Regions from separate parts of the Homo sapiens genome. Here region 1 is linked to region 2. The links are chromatin loops, found by intact Hi-C in ENCODE. Cell type or tissue: breast epithelium. All regions are shown on one strand.

The links. Peaks named below come from ENCODE experiments on the same cell type or tissue, not always from the same donor. Only the 100,000 strongest peaks of a DNase experiment are listed, where the experiment ranks them.
Region 1: a loop joins it to region 2, with 3 times the contacts of the local background. A loop is called at or near these places in 62 of 110 quality-filtered maps.

The regions. Positions count from the first base shown.
Region 1 is chr4:184,542,588-184,547,587 of GRCh38, reverse strand. No RefSeq gene overlaps it. Among named protein-coding and RNA genes, the nearest start is that of LINC02427, 7.5 kb to the right of the region's middle. In breast epithelium, no CTCF peak of the experiment used is centred here; no DNase peak of the experiment used is centred here.
Region 2 is chr4:184,291,330-184,296,329 of GRCh38, reverse strand. It overlaps LOC105377582 (a long non-coding RNA gene), which reads left to right and starts at 2,718. Exons shown (of 6, transcript XR_939552.3): 1 at 2,718-2,781. It overlaps LOC124900825 (a long non-coding RNA gene), which reads right to left. Exons shown (of 2, transcript XR_007058413.1): 2 at 1-2,636. In breast epithelium, no CTCF peak of the experiment used is centred here; a DNase peak (open chromatin) is centred at 2,609; H3K27ac peaks cover 985 bases.

The DNA.
Region 1 (5,000 bases), 250 kb before region 2:
AGTACTGTACTTGCCCTGGGCTAGGCAAAGCTGGGCTTCCAGAGCCTGTCAAAACAGTGGGCGCGACAGACTTCCTCAGAAATGCTCTGTGTTCTGCCTTGATCTTTCACATTTGTTGCTTCCTCTCAACACTGAACGTTTGCTTGGGTCAGGGGTGAATAAACCATGGGTGAATTCAGGCCTCAAACTCCTTGGGAGGAAGCAGAGTTCATGCCAGACAGAAAGGAGGCGGGGGTTCCCCCAGTTCAAGGTGCACACAGCTGGGACCTGGGGTACACAGCACCTCCTTCACTCCTCTGCCGTCTCCGCAGTCGGACCTGGCCAAGAGGACTCTGCACTCTGCACTCAGCCTCCTGATTCAAAACTCCACATAGGGAGTGGCCAGCATAGCTTGATTACTGTCTATTGAGTGTTCATCATATGCCAGGTATTGTGTCAACGCTGTCAATCCTCATAATTGCCCTTTGAGTTAAGTCTTCTTAACACCTTTACACAGATGGGGAAACTGAGGCTTTAGAGTTTAAGCAGTTTGTCCCAAGCTACATAGACTGTAAGTGGCAGAGCTAGAATTTGAACCCAGGTCTGACTGACTTCAAAGCCCAATACCTATTTGGTGGATGGAAACGAGAGGTTCATTGGCTGAGCGTGGTGGCTCATGCCTGTAATCCCAGCACTTCGGGAGGCCAAGGCAGGCAGATCATGAGGTCAGGAGATCAAGACCATCCTGGCTAATGCGGTGAAACCCCGTTTCTACTAAAAATACAAAAATTAGCCGGGCGTGGTGGCACACACCTGTAGTCCCAGCTACTCAGGAGGCTGAGGCAGGAGAATTGCTTGAACCCGGGAGGTGGAGGTTGCAGTGAGCTGAGATCATGCCATTGCACTCCCACCTGGGCAACAGAGCAAGACTCCGTCTCAAAAAAAAAAAAAAAAAAAAAAGATGAGAGGTTCAGCAGAAAGACCACAGTGTCCTGACACTACTATTTGTGTGCAGTTTCATTGTGTGTTTGTCTGTCTTGATCCAGGCTATTTCAATGCTGAGTGGCTTTAAAACTCCCAGCTGAAACCATGTACATACACATGGGAATTCGTCTCAACAGTGCAACTGGAACTGTATTTCTGCATGTTGTCATTGATATTTGAATAGTCATCCGGCAGGTTTGCATTCATGATCTCATTTGTGTCTCTGGAACTGAATTAGGTTAATGTATTCCTGGAACCCAACATGGAGACTTTAAAAGGTAAAATGCATACAAAATAGGACAATGTCCATTGATGATAATTCTACACCAAAGATTTTCAGTCAAACCTATGTCAGATTCTTCTCTGGACAAACTCAGAACTCTCCATGCCTTAGATTAGCAGCCTTCCGTTCTGCCCTGTGCTGGAACACCCTGGCTCATGAGAACAGGAGCACGCAGGATCCCAGCCCTGCATTCAGGGGAGTCATGTTACTTGGCCAAGATGGATGGGTTGAGCATCCCCTATCTGAGACGCTTGGGACCAGAAGTGTTTTGGATTTTGGACTTTGGAATATTTGCATATGCATAATGAGAGATCTTGGGATGGTACCCATGTCTAAACACAAATTCCTTTATGTTTCACGTACACCTTCTAAACAGAGACTCAAGCGTCATTTTATGCAATATTTTTAGTAATTTCATGCATGAAACCAAGTTTTTTAAAAATTATTTTTACTTTTATAGATTTGGGAGCTACAACTGTAGTTACCTTACATGGCTATATAGCATAGTGGTGAAATGTGGGCTTTTAGAGAAACCCTCACTAGATGAGTGCATGTTGTCCCTAATAGGTGATTCTTTGTCTCTCACCCTGCCTACCCTCCTACCTTTTTGAGTCTCTGATGTCTATTATCCCACTCTCTATGTCCATGTGTACATGTTATTTAGCTCGCACTTAGAAGTGAGAACATGTGATATTTGACTTTCTGTTTCTGTTATATTTCACTTAAGATAGCAGCCTCCAGTTCTATCCATGCTGCTGCAAGAGACATGATTTCATTCTTTTTTATGGCTGACTAGTATTCCATGGAGTATACATCACATTTTCTTCACTCAATCCTCCACTGATCAACACTTAGGTTGATTCTCTATGTTTGCTATTGTGCATTGATTGCATTTTGACTGCGACTCATCCCATGAGGGTGGGTGTGAAATTTTCCACTTGTATCATGTTGGCACTCAAAAAGTTTCAGATTCTGGAACATTTTGGATTTTGGATGTTCGGAATAGAGATACTCAACCTCTATTTACACCATGTGTATTAGTTTCCTAGGCTACCATGGCAAAGTACCACAAAGTGTGTGGCTTTAAACAATAGAAATGTATTCTCTTCTAGTTCTGGAGGCCAGAAATCTGGAACCGGGGTCAGCAGAGCTATGTTTCCTCTGAGATCCTGGGTAGAAGTCTTCTTTACCTCTTCCTAGCTTCTGATGGGGGCGTCAATCCCTGCCACTCCTTGGTTTGCAGACATGTTGCTCTAATCTCCACCTCCAGAGTCACGTGGCATTCTTGGTGGGTGTGTCTGTCTGTGTCTCTTCTCCTCCTCTTATAAGGACACTAGTTGTATTAAGAGCCCATCCCACTCCAGTATGACCTCATTTTAACTAATTATATCTGCAATTACCCTATTTCCAAATAAGGCCACATTCTGAGCTTCTGGGAGTTAAGATTTCAACATATCTTTTTGAGGACACAATTCAAATTATAACACTATGGAAATCAGCAAACACTACAAATCAGGGCTTTAAGAAAAATAATTAAAATGTAGAATTTTTTAGAATTGGTTTCCAACACATCAGTGTGTTTGTCTGTCATATGACATCAGGACAGGGCCACTCACCTCAAATATCACTTTTCCATGGGAATTTTTCATCATAAATTTCCACATACTCCAAATGGACTATATGCTGTCTGTCAGAGTAAGATTTAAAGGTGACAACATGCTAGTTAGGATTTACCAGCCATTTCTCAGCCTTTTAAACATTTCTTATATGTGTTTCCACTATAGAAAACTTTAAAAATATGGAAGAGTAGAAAGAGAAGTTTAAAAAATTCATTCATAGTTTCATCATCCAAGGAGAGAGCTATTAATAATCCTTGAAAAATTTTCTTCAAAAATATTTTTGGAACTTTTTCTCACTTTTTCTTTTGCCATTTATATTTTTTCTTTTGTGATTAACCTGTTTGAGAACTTTGGCTTTTTTTCCTAATGCTTTTTATTATATATATATTTTAAATGTATGAGTAATACATGAACCCACTTTCAGTTAAAACAGTAAGATAAGCAAAATCCATCTTGACCACCGCCTCAATACCAGTCTTTCCCTCTGGAGGTAGACACTGTTACTAGTTTCAGGTAGATCCTTCCAGACCCTTTTCAATGCATTTTATGCGTTAATATTTTTGTTCATACATAAACCATATCATATGATGTATTTCTATGCCATAGTTTACTCCGCCCCCACTCACTAAATCGTATGTCCTTGACAACCTTTCATATTAGATTTAACTTGTTCTCTTTAACTGCTGCAACATATTTCATGCTATAAATAAGTCACAATTTATGTCATTGTTCTCCTGTTGCTGATTTTTAGATTGGTTTTGATCTTTCATGATTGCAGTTATGAAGCAATGAATGTCCTTTTACATGACTCTTTGTGCCCATGTACAAGCGTTTCTCTAGGATAAATGACAAGAAGCAGAATTTTTAACTTGAAGAGTATTTATAATTTCAATATCATGCCAAATCCCCTTTAAAGTAATACCAATACACCCTTCTACTCTATCCATTTCTCCACATCCTAACCAATATAAACATTATATTCTTTTAAAAGTTTGTTCATCTGATAGGAAAAACATGGCATTTTTCTGCTGCCGTTTTGGTTTGCATTTTTAAGAGACTGCTAGTGAGGTTTACTGGCTGCTTAATATCTGTCTCGGTTTGGTCAATTTCAGTGGGTCTTCATGCATATGGAACCCATCAGCCCCTCTTAATGGCCTAATCTGCAGTAGGTTTAAAGCTCAGGCCCTTGAAATGAAACTTCATGTATTTAATAATTGGTGCATTATGGAAATAAAGCTAGTGTTTCATCTGAATTCAGATGGTCTCTCAGTTTATTAATGAATCCATTTCTATCACTGATGCTCTTTTAAGGAGGTGTGATAGTGTCTCAGGATTTGAAAAAGTAGGATTGGATTTTTAAAAAATTTGTTAACTTAGAATTTACCGTGGAAAAAAATTCTGCAAAGTCAACTACAGAATCAAAAACTAAGCAAATCATCCAATAGAGTAATCAGCTTCACTGCCTAATCCAGGGGGAACTTCAATCCTAATTTCTAAATTCCTGAAGATTATTTTCAGTTATGTCAAAGAATACAGCAGAAGCTCTCTTAACTGATGTGATTTACATTAGTAGGTAGTTGTATAATTACAAAAGTTAGTAAAAATGGAGAGTTGAGAAATAGAAACAAATGTTAAACATTGTAACTGAAAATAAAAATACACTCATTTATCAATCTTTTATAGGTAGAGCCAAGGTGTTTTCTCTTTATATAGATCTGCTGACCTCATTTCTATGTAGTCTTTTTTTTTTTTTTTTTTTTTTTTGAGACGGAGTTTCGCTCTTGTTGCCCAGGCTAGAGTGCAGTGGTGTGATCTCGGCTCACCCCAACCTCTGCCTCCCGGGTTCAAGTGATTCTCCTGCCTCAGCTTCCCGAGTAGCTGGGATTACAGGCATGTGCCACGACACCCAGCTAATTTTTGTGTGTGTGTGTCCAGCTAATTTTTTTTTGGTATTTTTAGCAGAGATGGAGTTTCACCATGTTGGCCAGGCTGATCTCGGACTCCTGGCCTCAGGTGATCCGCCCACTTCGGCTTCTCAAAGTGCTGGATTACACGCGTGAGCCACCACACCTGGCCCTATGAAGTCTTTCTTGCATAAATCACCCCCATATGTATCATCTCCAATTTTCCAGTGT
Region 2 (5,000 bases):
GCAGGACACAGCATTTCTCTTTAAGGACATTTCCTTGAAGTTGCATTTATCAATTCTCTTTCCATTTCATGGAACTTAGTCAAGTGACCACACTGACATGGAAGGCAGTCTGAGTAATGTAGTCCACATTTGAGTGGCCATGTGCCCAGGTAAAAAATCTTCATAGACTACGGGGAAAATAGATACTAGGAGACTCCTTGCAGTCTCTGCCACTGGCTGTTGGGTACCTCATTTTCCTCTCGCTTCTTATTATCCTATTCAATCTTCAATCAAGAGTCAAGATCAAGTAGTTGGGTCTCTTATGTGACACAGACCCATGAGTGATAGGGGGCCAGTGATCTACATCCCTATGGGGCAAGGACTGTAGTCAACTGTCCCTTAAGACATACGTCTTCTTGGAAATGGTAAAAAGAATGCAAGTGTAGCTTTGGCATTCATGGATACAATAATAAAATATTGAAATACAAAGTTTGGAAGCAGTGGACTTGAATCAAATGGAAGCAGAACAAATAACAGCTTTGATAATAATAATCTTCACATGACACTTTAACTTTTCAAAAGTGTTTCCACATTCTGAATATTATTGTACTTGACAGTGAAAATAATCATGATTTGTTGAAACTTATATTAGTTCCCTATTGTTGCTGTAAGAGATGATCACACATTTAGTGGCTCAAAACAACACACATTGATTATCTTACAGTTCTGGAGGTCAGAGTGTCAGAAATAGGCCTTACAGGGCTACCATTAGGGTGTTGGCAGTGTTGATTCCTTCTGAAAGTTCCAGGGGAGAATTCATTCCTCGCCTCTTCCAGCTTCTAGAAGCTGTCAGCATTCCTTGGCTCGTGGCCTCACCCTCCTCTGCTACTCATGCTGATCTCCTGCCTCCCCCTTCTAAGGATCCTCATGATCACACCAGGCCCGCCTGGCTAGCCCAAGATAATCTCCCATCTACAGATTCATGTCTTTTTCACACCCGTGAAGTCCCTTTTGCCATACAAGGTAACATTCACAGGTTCCAGAGATTGGGGCATGTGTTTTTACATCATGAGTGTTGTGGACTGAATGTGTGTGCCTCCTCCAAGTGCATGTATCACAATCCTAACCCTCAATGTGATGACTTTTGGAGGTGAGGCTATTCATGGGGGCTCCACCTATGTCACGAGGGTGGAGGACCTGTGAATGGATTAGTGCCATTATAAAAGAGACCCCAGAGAGTGCTTCGGCTTCTTTCAGCCACAGAGAAAAGCTGGATGTCCATGAGCCAGGAAGCGGGTTCTCATCAGACACTGAGCCTTTCAGTGCCTTGACCTTGAACTCCCCCACCTCCAGAAGTGTGAGAAATAAATATTTACTGTTGAAGCCACTCAGTCTATAGTGTTTTGTTATAGCAGCCCAAATAGGCTGAGACAATAGGTTTTATTATTATTCAGGTATGGTGAGGAAATGGGTCAGGAGATGACTGCCATTACGTACAGCGTGTGTTACTCACAATTCAAGAGCAGAGGTCACACCATGCCATGCAGGGCCACGTGGGGAAGCACCAGGATCGGTCAGGAGGCAGAGGGAATGAGAAGAAAATGTGGGCAAGAGACTTCATTATGGGTTGTGAGGGGGAAATGTAGGACAGGCAGGCAGGTGTAGTATTGCCCATTTTAAATAATTTCACTGGGCTCTAGGGCATCGTGGCTATTTCTAGTTGTTTAATATCTGTCCCTGGGGTGATTAGGGCAGGGGGATAGTGGCTCTGCAAGTGAAAGCTAGATAAAGGGGGTCAGTGGGGGCATGGGCTTTGGATTGGTGGCTTGCATACAAAAGGCACACTTGTAGGTGAGTCCCTTACTACTGCTAGGAACTGACCAGTCCTGGGAGGGGGAGTCTCTCCAGGATCAGCAAGACCCCAGAAGCCAAAACATCAGAAAACACAGAAACTAAAAAGACATGATTAGAATAACATGGACATCTTGTAATATAAGTATGACATTCAGTATAAGTGTTATATTCAGTTTACAGATGAGAAATTTGAGACTCAGATATTAAATAACAACTGTCACACAATCTCTAAGAGGTAGAAACAGAATTCAAAGCCAAATCTGCCCAAATAAAGCTCATTCTCCTGAAACAAATGTCGATATCCCCATTTTACAGATCACAACCCTTTATCAATGAAAACAACTCTGTACAGGTAAGGGAGGCATCCTTCATGAATTCTTCCTCCCGTTTCCACAATTCTTGCAATTAATCAAACAATCTGAGCCAGTCTTCACTTCATGAGAACAGCTGTCTCCAAAATGCTGAGGACATAAACAACTATAGAATAAACTGAGTTTATGGCAGAAAATCTCCTACGATGTGGAAGAAAGGAGACCTTCGTCATCTTTCTCTGTCGTGGACGTCTTCTCAGTGTGTTGAGGTGTGCTCTGTGACTTCCGTGGAAAGGGCATGGCTGTGTCCTTCTATGCATTTTGCAGTCATTCCCATCTGCAAATACCATTCCTTCCATAAATAACAATCACTCATTAACTCCAGGGACTATTGACTTCCCTTTCTTCAATAAACACTTCTGTGGGCTTGCTGTCTGCTTCCTCCTTGCAGCCACGGTAACCATTGTTGGGTAATGCATGGTTGCCAGGCTCCTGAACGGGAGTGAGATTTTTTTTAAACCTGATGTCACATCCAGGACAAACAAGAGAAGTCCTTTTAACCAAATAGGACTCCTATATAACAAGAGTCTTTGAGAAGAGAGTCGTATGACCTAAGATGTCCCCTCCAACTACTTTGGTAAGGGTCCTCCACCCACAGAGATCTTCCTCTATTCTGAGATGGAGAAATAATGATTAGAGACTTTACGCATAAAATGCCTGCTGTGCCAGCATCCATAGGTGGACCAAAATTCAGTTAATCCTCACAACTGCCTTAAACATAGGTACTAATATAATTGCCATTTTAGAGATGAGAAGAGCTAAAATTTGGAACATTGAGCCCTATGTCTAGCGATGAGAGTGAAGCTGGGATTTGGACCCGTGTGAATGATTCTAGGTTGGAGTGTGTGCTGTAAAACACTCTCGCTGGTTCACCTGAAGTTTAGGGCACACATCATTTTCATTATGTGTATTTTACTACCCACTGGCTTTCTTGTTCTAGAGGTGAAAGGATAGGCTCTCTTCTTCTCAATGAGTGAGCTTATACCCGGAAAATACAGACTTTCAGGAAACTGGCAAAACAAAGGCAATCTTTCTCTAACGAGGAGAAAGGGAGAACTCTTGACCAAAAGAGAAAGTGAAGGGCAGCTATGACCAACTGCAAGACCCCTCCCCTCCCCTCCACACACACACTCTCACACACTCTCACACACTCACACTCACACACACACTCACACACACACACAAAAACACTGAGAAAGTGAAGGGCAGCTATGACTAACTGCAAGATCCCTCCCCTCCACACACACACACACACACTCACACACACACACACTCACACATACACACTCACACATACACACATACACACACACATTCACACACACATACACACACACACACACTGTGAGAAAGTAAAGGGCAGCTATGACCAAATGCAAGATCCCCTCCCCTCCACACACACATACACACTCACACATACACACACACACTCACACACACACATACACACACTGTGAGAAAGTAAAGGGCAGCTATGACCAACTGCAAGACCCCCGCCCCTCCACACACACTCGCACATACTCTCTCACACACACACACACTCACACATACATACACACACTCACACATACACACACACTCACACATACTCACGCACACACATACACACACATACACACACTCACACATATGTACACACACTCACACATACACACACACATACACACACACAGACATACACACACACACTCACACATACACACACACAGACTGGGAGGTGCACTGCCCTGATTCCAGCTGGTGGACGGCAGGGGCAGTGCTGGGCCACTCTGGAGTCTCTGAGCCTTTCCATTTCCTATAAGCGGGGATGGTCCTGCTATGGAGGCTGGCTGGACATTCTGGCCTGTGATGGCATCATTCACCAATCATTTAACAACAAACAGCTAGAGTCTAATCACACTCAGACCAATCATTTAACAACAAACAACTAGAGTCTAATCACACTCAGACATTCAAAATCTACCACTTGATTGCAATGCTGCATCGGCCAGCTTTACAAGCGAGGTGTCAATATGGAGAGTGTGTTAGTCCATTCTTGCACTGCTATAAAGAAAGAAATGCCTGAGACTGAGGAATGTATTTTAAGACAGGTTTAATTGGCTCATGGTTCTGCAGGCTGTACAGGAAGCATAGCAGCTTCTGCTTCTGGGGGAGGCCTTAGGAAACACACAATCATGGTGGACAGCAAAGCGGGAGCAGGTGTCTTCCATGGCAGGAGCAGGACCAAGAGAGCAGAGAGGTGCCACAGACTTTTAAATAACCAGATCATGTGAGAACTCACTATCAGGACGATAGCTCCAAGGGGGATGGTAGTAAAGCATGAGAAACTGCCCCCATGAAAAGCATGAGAAACTGCCCCCATGATCCAATCATCTCCCACCAGGCCCCATCTCCTACGTTGGGAATTACAATTCAAATGAATCTGGGTGGAGACACAGATCCAAACCATATCAGAGACCAAAGAAGGACAATCTTCCCATGAAGTTATATTTGCTTAAGGGGCTCCCAAACTGCATTTTCCTGGGGGCCTCTTCTGTGGCAGCATGTCACTACACTGTGAGGCATTATTCCTTGACTATCTGCACCTTATTGACACTCAGATGTAGGCTGACATTCTTAACCTGTGTGAGAGTTTTTAGATTGGTAAGAACAAAAATAAAGGTGAACAACCACACACAGAATTAGTAGAAATAAAAAATAAGCTGTTAATCAAAAGAAAAGAAATGAACTGTCAAAAACGATATGAAAGTAGCCAGTCTTATTCTCAATGAAAGAAATGTAAAATCAATAAGATAC